2 separate regions of the Mus musculus genome follow, and region 1 is linked to region 2. Evidence: chromatin loops called from intact Hi-C (ENCODE). Cell type or tissue: heart. All regions are shown on one strand. Each heading gives the region's core, and the rest is flanking DNA. Links, peaks and the distances in the headings are about the cores only. Region 1 holds the start of Gm36365 (a long non-coding RNA gene). Region 2 overlaps Megf11 (multiple EGF-like-domains 11).

What was found. A loop is a pair of places that touch in the nucleus more often than their neighbours do. Peaks named below come from ENCODE experiments on the same cell type or tissue, not always from the same donor. Only the 100,000 strongest peaks of a DNase experiment are listed, where the experiment ranks them.
Region 1: it touches region 2 in a loop (5-fold over the local background); 3 of 42 quality-filtered maps call a loop at or near these places.

Annotation. Positions count from the first base shown.
Region 1 is chr9:64,766,983-64,772,358 of GRCm38, forward strand. Gm36365 (a long non-coding RNA gene) reads left to right here and starts at 4,421. Exons shown (of 3, transcript XR_379558.3): 1 at 4,421-5,376. In heart, for the core only: a CTCF peak has its summit at 2,280 (motif pointing right); DNase peaks (open chromatin) are centred at 2,559 and 4,409; H3K27ac peaks cover 897 bases.
Region 2 is chr9:64,392,099-64,397,474 of GRCm38, forward strand. The region is part of intron 1 of Megf11 (multiple EGF-like-domains 11); the gene reads left to right. Among named protein-coding and RNA genes, the nearest start is that of Megf11, 9.2 kb to the left of the region's middle. In heart, for the core only: CTCF peaks have their summits at 2,250 (motif pointing right) and 5,201 (motif pointing left); no DNase peak of the experiment used is centred there; H3K27me3 peaks cover 794 bases.

The DNA.
Region 1 (5,376 bases), core at 245-5,244, 370 kb after region 2:
GGCGTCTGCCTGAAGATCCTGACAGAGACTAATTATGGAGATCCCCCAGGTGTCCTGTCTGGGACAGGGCTGAACGATCTGGAACTGCAGTGAAGGAACCACTTCATGTAGACAGACCTGTCTCTGTTTGTGTATGAACATATACTTTTGCTTGTTTGCTTTTCTTTTTGAGTCAGGGTCTCACTATAGCTTAGAATGTTCTGGACTCTTCACTAAGTATCCTAGGCTGGCCCTGGACACAGAAATCTCCCTGTCTTGGCCTCCCAAGTACTAGAATTATAGCATGCCTGGTTACATGGGTTTTTAAAAAATTGTTGTTAGATAATCATTTTACAATTTATTTATTTTATGTATATGAATTTTTGCATGTCTATATGTTTGTGTACCATGTGCATGCCTGGTCTTTGATACTCTAGAGCTGGAGTCAGTGACAGTTATGAGCCTCCCCATTACTGCTGAGCACAGAATCTGGGTTCTCCATAAGAGCACCCTTAACAACTAAGCCAGCTCCCTAGCCCCCATATATTTTGGTTTTGTTATTGTTGGGGTTTTGTTTTTGTTTTTGTTTTTTTGAGACAAGATTTTTCTGTGTAGCCCTGGCTGTTCTGGAACATACTCTGTAGGCCAGGCTGGCCTCAAATTCAGAGATCTGCCTGCCTTCCTGCCTCCTGCCTCCTGCCTCCTGCCTCCTGCCTCCTGCCTCCTGCCTCCTGCCTCCTGCCTCCTGCCTCCTGCCTCCTGCCTCCTGCCTCCTGCCTCCTGCCTCCTGCCTCCTGCCTCCTGCCTCCTGCCTCCTGCCTCCTGCCTCCTGCCTCCTGCCTCCTGCCTCCTGCCTCCTGCCTCCTGCCTCCTGCCTCCTGCCTCTGTGAGTGCTGGGTGAGCACCACCATGCTCAGCTGCTCCATATGTTTTTATCTGATTATTATTATTTTATTACTTCCCTGATGTCTGCAATAGAATTTCTCAAGCCAGACGACTGTGGTGGGTGGTTCTTGAGGCAGCCCATAGAATGATCAGCTACACAAAATGGCTGACTGGTGATGAGAGTCCTTGCTGTAGTAGTTCTGTCTGTGGCAGTGTGAGTGGTGATAGAGGAGCTCCCCCACCCACACCCCACACACATGATTTTTAGCTATTGTTTTCCCCTGTTTATTTATTTGTTGTTTGAGACAGGGTCTCAGATAGCCTAGGCTAGCCTCAAACTCACTATTTAGCTAAGGATGACCTTAACTCCTGGTCTTTCTGCATCCACCTTCTCAGTGTTGGAGTTATAGTTATGGCCAATTTATGGGCCCACATTTATGGAGTTCTGAGGGTCCAACTTAGGGCTTTGTGCTGCTAGGCAAGCACCCTACATCCTTAACACCTCCCCTTTTAAAGAAGATATTTAATTTTTTAAAAAGATTTATTTATTATAAATAAGTACACTGTAGCTGTCCTCAGATGCACCAGAATAGGGCGTCAGATCTTATTACAGGTGGTTGTGAGCCACCATGTGGTTGCTGGGATTTGAACTCAGGACCTTCGGAAGAGCAGTCAGTGCTCTTACCTGCTGAGTCATCTCACCAGCCCGAGATTTAATTTTTAAAAAGAGTATTGATTTTATAAAAACAACAAAGCTATTGGTGGGTTGGGATTTTTTGTTTCTTTGTTTGTTTGTTTTTTTGTTTAGATTTTATTTATTTATATGACTACACTGTAGCTGTCTTCAGACACACCAGAAGAGGGCATTGGATCCCATTACAGATGGTCATGAGCCACCATATGGTTGCTGGGAATTGAACTCAGGACCTCTGGAAAAGCAGTCAGTGTTCTTAACCTCTGAGCCATCTCTCCAGCTCAACAAAGTTATTTTTACTTATCTACACACACACACACACACACACACACACACACACACACACACACAAACCTTATTGCTCCGTTAGTGGTGCAATTTATAATTGTCCACCAATTACACAGGGCCGGGCGTGGTGGCGCACGCCTTTAATCCCAGCACTTGGGAGGCAGAGACAGGTGGATTTCTGAGTTCGAGGCCAGGCTGGTCTACAAAGTGAATTCCAGGACAGCCAGGGCTATACAGAGAAACCCTGTCTCAAAAAACAAAAAAACAAAAAAACAAAAAAACAAAAAAAAACACCAATTACACCTCAATAAACTATGTTGAGTTTATTTGGGTCCCTTAAAACTAGACTTACATATAATAAATAAATAAAAAAAAAAAAAAAAAAAAAAAAAAAACTAGAATGCCTTGGTCAAAAGGGGGCGCTGTTGTGCACCACAAGCAAGTGACTTTTCCTAGCTGGATTTTCATTGTCGGCCTGGACTGTTGCTAAGCTGCTCTCAGATGACAGACTTCTTGTTTACAGGAATTAAAGAAGGCAATTAAATAATTATAGGCATGAAAATGGAGGCAAACAGACATGCCAAGTTCTAGATTAAAACTAGGGGTTGTGGAAATAATTCCAGGCAAACAAGCAACGATTAAGCCACCGAAAGGAGGAGGCAGCGGCAGGACAGAGCAGTGCTCGCTGCCAAGAGGATGGGGCTCTCTGGTAGCAAGGCAGAGTTATGTGGCTGATTTTGTGAACCGCTTGGCGTCAGTGCAGGGACAAACACTCTTTAGACTGACTACAAAGCCAAAGGCAGCAGAATTGAAGTCGGAAGACAGACCTCTAAGCTGGGATAGAGTGACCCTTGGCTTTGACCCACAGAGGGCGAATTGTCCCCTGGTAGCTCATCAGGACAATTTGGGGCAATTGGGTTTTTGTTTGTTTGATTTCCCCTGCTTTGGGTCTGTTTTCTTGCTTGCAAAATTAAATCCATAAGTCTGCCTTGCCTCCTTTTCCGAATAAAAGCAAAATATTGAAGTAAAAACCGAAAAGGTAATGGGATTCTTTCATTTGTGGTTCCTAGATTTAATATAGATTATATATAGAAGATTTTATATAGCTTTAATATGCCTAAAATCATGCATGGATATTTGATATCACAGTAGAAACCAAACTTCCTAGGGGAACAAAGGGGATTGACAGGGAGAAGGGGAGCAGGGCTTATGGGAATATACTCAACATGCAACCATTACCTAAATAAAGATGTCACTGCGGCTGGAGAGATGGCGCAGCAGTCAAGGCCCTTGCTACTCGTGTGGAGGACCTGAGTTCAGCTCCCAGCACCCATGTTTGGTGATTCACAGTTATTCGTAACTCCAGTTTGTGGGGATCTGATGTCGACTTCTGGCCTCCAAGAGCAGCCATATGCATATGTGCAAGCATACACACGTAAATAAAAATAAAGAAATCTATTTTTAAAAAATGTTCTTATGTAACAATACCATGTATAAGGGATATACACAATGGACATTTTTAATAATAATACATAAATAATCTAAAGTACAGGGGTTTGCGAATGTCAGAACTTTAAGGCAAATCCAACAATTTAACAATGCAGGTGGTCATCTAGAGTTCTTGGGTGTTTGGCAAGGTGCATGGCCTCAGGCCCGTGCCTCTCCCAGACCTCTGTGGCTACTTCTGATGGATGAGTACACTGGTAAATGGTTCCCCCACCTGAGCTTCCAGTCTCCTTATCAGCACATGACTCCTATGAGGTCAATCTTATCAGCCTCATCTTGGAGCTGTGTACAGAAATAGCACAGAGACTTGAGATTTGAACCCAGAGAGCCAGTATCGATGTCAGACAGCCTCTCTGATTAGCTGGAACTCACTCATTAGGCCAGGCTAGCTGCCCAAGGAGCCCCAGGGACCCACCCATCTCTGCCTCCCCAGTGCTGAGATTATGCGCACGCACGGCTATACCTAGCTTTTTTTTGCACATGGGTTCTGGAGACTGAATTCAGATTCTCATGCTCTTTGAACTGCACCACCTCACCCCACAGCACACTCTACTATTTTTTTTCATATGTCTAATAAAGCACTAGATATATGTATCTATTTAAGTTGGAATTAATCAAAATTCAAGAGAATAAAAATGTAATCGCTAGCTACCTACATTTCAAATGCTCAGTAGCCAGGTGTGGCTGCTGTATCAGCATGATTGTTTTAAGACATTTCTGTCTTCGCAGAAGAGTCTAGTAGGCAGTGCCGATGGCACCGCAGTAACTACTGGTGTCAGCAACATAGAATCAGAGTCTTTCCTTTCTCTTAGCTCTGCCCTTCCTTTATCTCTACCATCTCATTCTGAATATTCTTTTCAGAGCCTCTATATTCTTCCTAAATGCATGTCCGAGGCTGGCTTGCTGACTCTGTAAAGCACTCAGAATCCTGGGGCAGCCCTGGGATTTGATGACAAAGACAACGGCTGGCTCTGTGCCCAAGCCCAGAGACAGCAACTCTGAAGCAATGTGCACTGACGGCACCAGAGTGGGCAGCAGACACCCCTGCAAAGCTGCTGCTTGTCTGCCAGATCTGCCGAGGCACAGAGGGGAGAGGAAGTCAGAGGGGAAGTGAGGGGTCCGGAGTGGCAGGGCTAATGACACCCAAACTCTGCTGACTCCACTGTCTTTCTCTAGCTATTCCAGGCACAGATGTACCCTCCACAACCAGGAAGGACAGACAGTTCATTTGCCCTTGAACTTAGTAATCACTCAAAGCACTCAATGAGTAGGAATTGATTCGATCCTGGACTGAGTTACACATAGAAACTGACTCTCCCTGATAGTGTCAATTCTAGTTATAGTGGGAGCTAGGTGAAGTTGAAAAGTTGGTCAGATGGTGTTTTGCTGGGGAAAACACTTGAAGGAGCGTTTCGTTAATGTGGACACAGATGTGAAAGGTTAAGGCAGACACGTGAAGAAACATTTTGATGGAGCAGACACAGGAGAGGATGTTCTGCTAAAGCAAGCACATGTAAGAACATGTGATGAAAGATTCTTTGCTACGTGAATGTATTAGTCTGCCTTACATTGCATAGTTGAGCTGCATTTGTCGGGACTCCATAGAGAGAGAGAAACGCACCAACAATTTTCTGGTGGTGTGCTGCAGTTTGTTGCCATTTCCAAGGACTCGGGCTGACTGGATACAGGTGCTGAGGCAAGACACAGGGAGGATACGTGATATTTGGAGGCAACACATGTGGAGGACACATGATATTTGGAGGGGATAAACAGGACTCCACAGAATGACAAAGGCTGAGCTAGGCTTGCTTTTAGAGCTAGCTGTGCAACGCTTGTGGATCTCTCATCTTCGCTGATCTTCACTTCCCTGAGAGAGGCACAGCTGAGTATTTCTGGAGTTCCTGCCGACTTGAGCCAAGGTTGAAGCCTGGCTGTCTCTCCTAGGTTGTGCCACCGCAGTTGCTATCCCGACTCTACCAAACTGGACTGCTGGTGTATCCGTGAAGTGTTTGAGAGTGGATGGA
Region 2 (5,376 bases), core at 317-5,316:
CATCAGGGAATATATAACCAAATTCAGGAGATGTTTGTGGATTCTACCATCGCCATCATAGATATTCAGGAGGCAGAGGCAGAGGTAGAGGAGGCAAGATGGCCAGAAAAGCAACCATAGAGGAAAACCATGCCATCAGAGGGAGGCACAGCAGTCACGACAGGCTTCCTAGAGGTGGTAGTAATCAGGGCACATTCCAAGACCCTGGCGCTGAAGCCAAGGAAGGTTGAAAGCTCTGTCTGCCTGCTTTGCTCTTTTTCAATGGTGGGATACAACAAATCAGGCTAAAATAGGATCTTCCTGTGCAACCACAGAAACTGCCTTGAGACAGGGTTTTATACATCCCAGATTCCCTGTGTAACTGAGGAGGACCTTGACCTTTGAATCCTCCCACCTCCACCTCCTGAGTGCTGGGATTACAGGCATGTATCATCTCATTGGGTTTAAGTGGTTTGGGGACTCAACCCAGGACTTCTTTCATGTTGGGCGAGTGCTCTACCCACTGAGCCACAAACCCAGGATAGTGGTTGATGGTACCTGTGGGGTAGGTATCGCCATTGTGGATCAGAGGCCGCTCCTGTTGCTCCCTCACAATGCTGGACTCCTGGCTTCAGTGCTAGCTGGTTCTCAGTATTGACCTCTTAGGCCATGTCTCAGCATTATATCATCATCATCACCACCACCACCACCACCATCATCATCCTTCTCTTCACTGTGGGGGTTTGGGGTGTGCATTTTTGACATGGAGACTCAGGTAGCCCAGGCTGGCCTCAGATTCACTGGTGGATGAGGATGACCTTGAACTGTCAGTTCTCCAGTTACATCCTCCTGAGTGCTGGGATTCCAGGAGTATATGTGACCTGGCTTAGGTAATATTAGCAATATTTGATGCCTAGCAACCATCATGACTTTTGATGGCATCCATTTCTCAGATGTCTCCATATTCTCAGTGCTTGGACCAACTTAGAGCCTTTTGCTAACCCCATGACTCCTATGCTCTCTTCCCAATGTCTAAGCACAACCTCTATCTTTACTGTTTTCCTCGGACATAGCTCCCTGGCCTGAGAAAACTCCGGTGGCATTCTGGGTGATGACACCCAGCCTCCTGCTCTGTCATCTTGCCGTGCAGAGACTAGTGTGCTCTCTAGAACAGTCTGAGGGACTTTGTTAAGGAGACGGAGTGGATGTCAGTGCAGAAGTGGCTGTGGGTTCAGAATCCACACTGTGAGCCCATTGTGTAGCTCTGGGGCCACTGTCAAGCAGCTGGGGGGATTTTCTATCTTTTTTTTTTCCTTTGAGATCTTTCCAAAGCATGAACCTTTCATTCATGAAATGAGGCATAAGCTCCCCACGTAGATATTTGGGCTTTTCACAGTCTGCCTTCATCTTATCTTTTTCTCCCCTGCTAAGCCTCTTCCCTCCTCCCCTGCTAAGCCTCTTCTCTCTTCTCACCTCACCTGTTCCCCTCTCCTCCCTCCCCTGCTAGGTCTCTACCCACCTCACCTCTGGGCTTCTCCTCACCTTACCCCTAGGCCTCTTTGCCATGGCAGTAAGTCCTGCCCTTCTCTGGGTTTTCTGAAGTAGCCCTCCCTTTAAGGCTTGCTTCAATCTGTATCCTCATTAGAGCTTCCCTAAGTGCTGGTGCCCACGGTGATCTCCAAGTATTGACCTCCCCTTCCCTGAACTGTAGCAATTACTGCTCACACCATGAATTCCATGTTTAATAGGACACCGCTAGTGTCGTTATTCAGCATTATTTCAGGGTGCTCCTCATCTCTCCCAGTTGGATCCTAAACCCATTGAGATCCTCGATGAGATAGGCTGGGCCCTTATTTGTGGCTAGCACTGCGGCCATTAGGTGGTGGTGGTGGTAGTAGTGGTGGTTGAACCAGGGCCTTGTGCATACAATACAGGACAGTTCAATGGATATTTGTTAATTTCTTGAGACAGGGTCTAACACTGCACAGACTGGCCTTGAACTAGCTGTGTAGCCACAGATGACCTTGAACTCTTGATCTTCCTGAGTGCTGGGATTACAGGCATGCATCACCAGGCCTGCTCTCAGCGGGTGTTTATTGAATTCATAAACCAGAGAAATAGATTATTTCCCTGAAAAAAAAAAGCCTGTTTTTTTTTTCACTCAACCTCAATTGAAGGGACTAATTTTAATGAATGCTTCCCGTATGTGGAACATTACTTTAGGCAGTTGACAGTTACCTTGTAACTGTCTTGCAAGGGTTCAGGGAGCAGAGGTGGCCAGCAGGGGGCGCTGGGGGCAGCACAGGGCTGGCCTTCATCTATTTATACTTAAGTATCTTGTGGACATTCTTGCCATTCCTGGTCTGCTGGTTTCTGGTCTCACACTGCTTTGTTGCTTTTGCAAATCCCCAGAACTTTGAACAACTTACTTCAGACTGCCAGCTTTCCGCTGAACACTTTATTTGACAAAGAAAAGGGGGTGAGGCCAGTGGACCAGGAGAAGACTGAATAAAGGTTCTCAGAGTCGCTGATGGCTTCAGATGACAGTGGGCAGGGTGGGAGCTCCTCTGAGGTACCAGGCACGTAAGGTGTTTAGCAGAGGAGGGAGTGGGCTAGAACCTCCTTAGGGCACCACAGCTTAGTAAGAACTTGTATTGCATGTAGGCTCTAAACCTGGGCTTCCTCCTTAAACAAGGTTTAACACTCAACACCTAGTCCCCAGGCACGTGCAAACATGAGAACACATTTGAATAAAAGAAGCAGGGTCTTGGAAAGTTCAAGTGACAGGCCCCAACTGGATGCCTATCTCAAATGGTGACCTTCTAGGGCCTTCTGAGGGAAGGGCTTCATGGGATGCCTTCCACAGACTGCTTTGGAGTTGGTTTGGCGGATCCTATCTCTAGGATCTATTTTCCTGCCCCAGCAACCTGCCCTTCCCCTGCCTGACCCGTCTGCTTTATCACCAGAGCTTAAAATAAATACAATAAATATAAACACCCCCAAACTTTTTCTTTCCTGCAGAGGATGAGCAATAATCTACATATGCAAATAAATGGCATGCCAGCCCCATGAATATTAATTTGGAAAGGGAGTCTGAGGCTCTGAACTACACTCAGAGCCAGCAAGCTGGCATTTTGCAGCCCCTCGGGTGCACGCTGATAATCAGGCCTCGTGTTTTAAGGCTGCCCCTTCCATTCTGGGCTCTCTTCTCACCTAAAGCAGTTACAGGGCAGATGGAAAGGGTCCTGGGTAGCCGAGCTTGGGGCTCGGGGTGGTGGGTGAGCTTCACTCTGGGTCTTTTTCTGAGCTTGTCTTGCTCCTTTGACTGGAGACCAGGCCTCAGCTGCCCTTCCACTCAGGCATGAGCAGTGAGTCACCAGGGACAGGTCACCGTTCCGGGGGACATCATGGGGTGAATGTCAGGAAGTTGGCTTGTTCTGCCTTTCATAGGTAACTAGGGACACAGAGACCTGGAGGGGTGGTGACTTCTCAGACTGACTCCATGCTTTGTGCAGGAAGCAAGAAAGCTTATTCATTCTTTTCTCTGAAAAGCACATTTCTTTTTGTGTGTGGTGGAGTGAGTGGGCTGGGTGGCATTTCAAGTTTGTATACTTTTGGGGAGAGAGTCATTCTCTTCTGTGAACAGTCACCCAGGGACAGGTGGCTTCTAAAAACCCTGTCTTGTATCCCATTTGGAAATCATTCCTCTCCTCCCTCAGACTTCCATCCTCTCCTCCCTCAGACTTCCAAATTAGATTAGCCACAGAGCAGAATTAATGAGCACTCTCAGCCGAGAGACGATGCAGGATGGGGAAAAAGGCCCAAGTGCCTCCAAGGACCAGGTGGGGTGAAAGCCCGCTGGCCAGGCTGCCAGGCAAGGGACTGCAAGGTGTCCCCAATCCCTTTAGGACTGGGAAAGTTCCGGGGCAGCTGGACAGAGAGAAATGCTATAGCATGTGACATCATTGAAAATGGGGGTAAGGGTGGGGGCTTGAGCTGAGGCTACATATGGACCAGTAGGAAAGTGCTGGCCTAGCATGCATGAAGCTCTAGATTCAATCTCTAGACATGCATAATACCAGGGGTTGTGGGCATACCTGTAATCTCAGCACATGGGAAGTAGAAGAAGAAGGATTGGGCTTACAAGTGAGTTGGAAGCTAGCCTGGGCTACATGGGACCCTGTCTCAACAACAACAACAACAACAACCACCACCACCAACCAACCAACCAGCCAAAAAACCCCCAAAAATCCCATAAAAACTACAGTATCTTAGGTTGGGCATACTGATAACCTTCTGTCATCACAGCACCCAGAAGGCTGAGGCAGGAGGATCTCAAGTTCTCAAGTTTGAGGTCAGCCTTGGAAAGTCTTTATCTCTCAAAAAAGAAATCTGTCTTGGGCTGTGGTGAGCTTCAGCGTAGAGGGCACATACCAAGCCTGGGCTCTCCATCACTGCAGAAATAGTTAATCCTTTCTCTTGCTCTTTGCTGTTGCTTGTGAGGTATCAGGTCTTCTTCATCTTTGCTTTTTTTTTTTTTTTTTTTTTTTTTGAGACAGGGTCCTATGGAGCCCAGAGTGGCTTTAGACTCCCGTGGAGACTGGCCTTGATGCCCCGGCCTTCCTGCATGCACCTCCCAAGTGTCAGGTTATAGGCATACAATAGCATGCCTGGCTCCGCTCCCCTTTGGAGGCTCCTCCTTTTCCTTGTCCGTGAATATTAAATAAGCAGTCTTACTTCTTATGGCTCCTTTATGGGTTCAAGTTCCTATGCCATATTGGTCAAGCAGGTATTTTAGTCACTTGGATCTTTCTTTCCAGACAGACCTGCTGTCTGCCCTGTGTCTGTGTATGTGGGTCTTTGTGGGTGTTGATGCCTCTTGGTGTGTTGTGTGTTCTACGAATATGTACCTCTTATCTGTTTCCGAGCAGTGTCATAAAAAGGGGTGTGTCTTCGTGGTGTGACTTTTGGTCTGTTTTTTGTCTGCGCCTCTGAGTGTCAGCACCCTCGTGTCTGCATACATTTCTGCACACACTGAAGGCCCAGTATGGACAGATCTTGCCAGGGCTGGGTAGCCTAGTGCACAGAGCACCCTGGGGCCTACAACTTCTCTAAGGTCTTCAGGATGTCCCCTGCTCTTCCTCCCATCTCTAGACAAGCCTCAGAGTCCCCAGGACACTTGTTAATTGCCCTCTGTCTCTTCTCTCTGCCTCCCTCTAGAGGCGTCCTGGGCTTGGGAGAGCTGCTACTGTGGCAGCTAGGATAGCCCTAAGTCATTTGCATTTGTGTTTGCATCTCATTTGCATGGTCCATACAGACTCACTTTCAGCTCTGCAGTTCTCAAGGTAAAAATGTAGTGCTTTTCCTGAAGGTCATTATAATAAGCCTTTTTAGCCT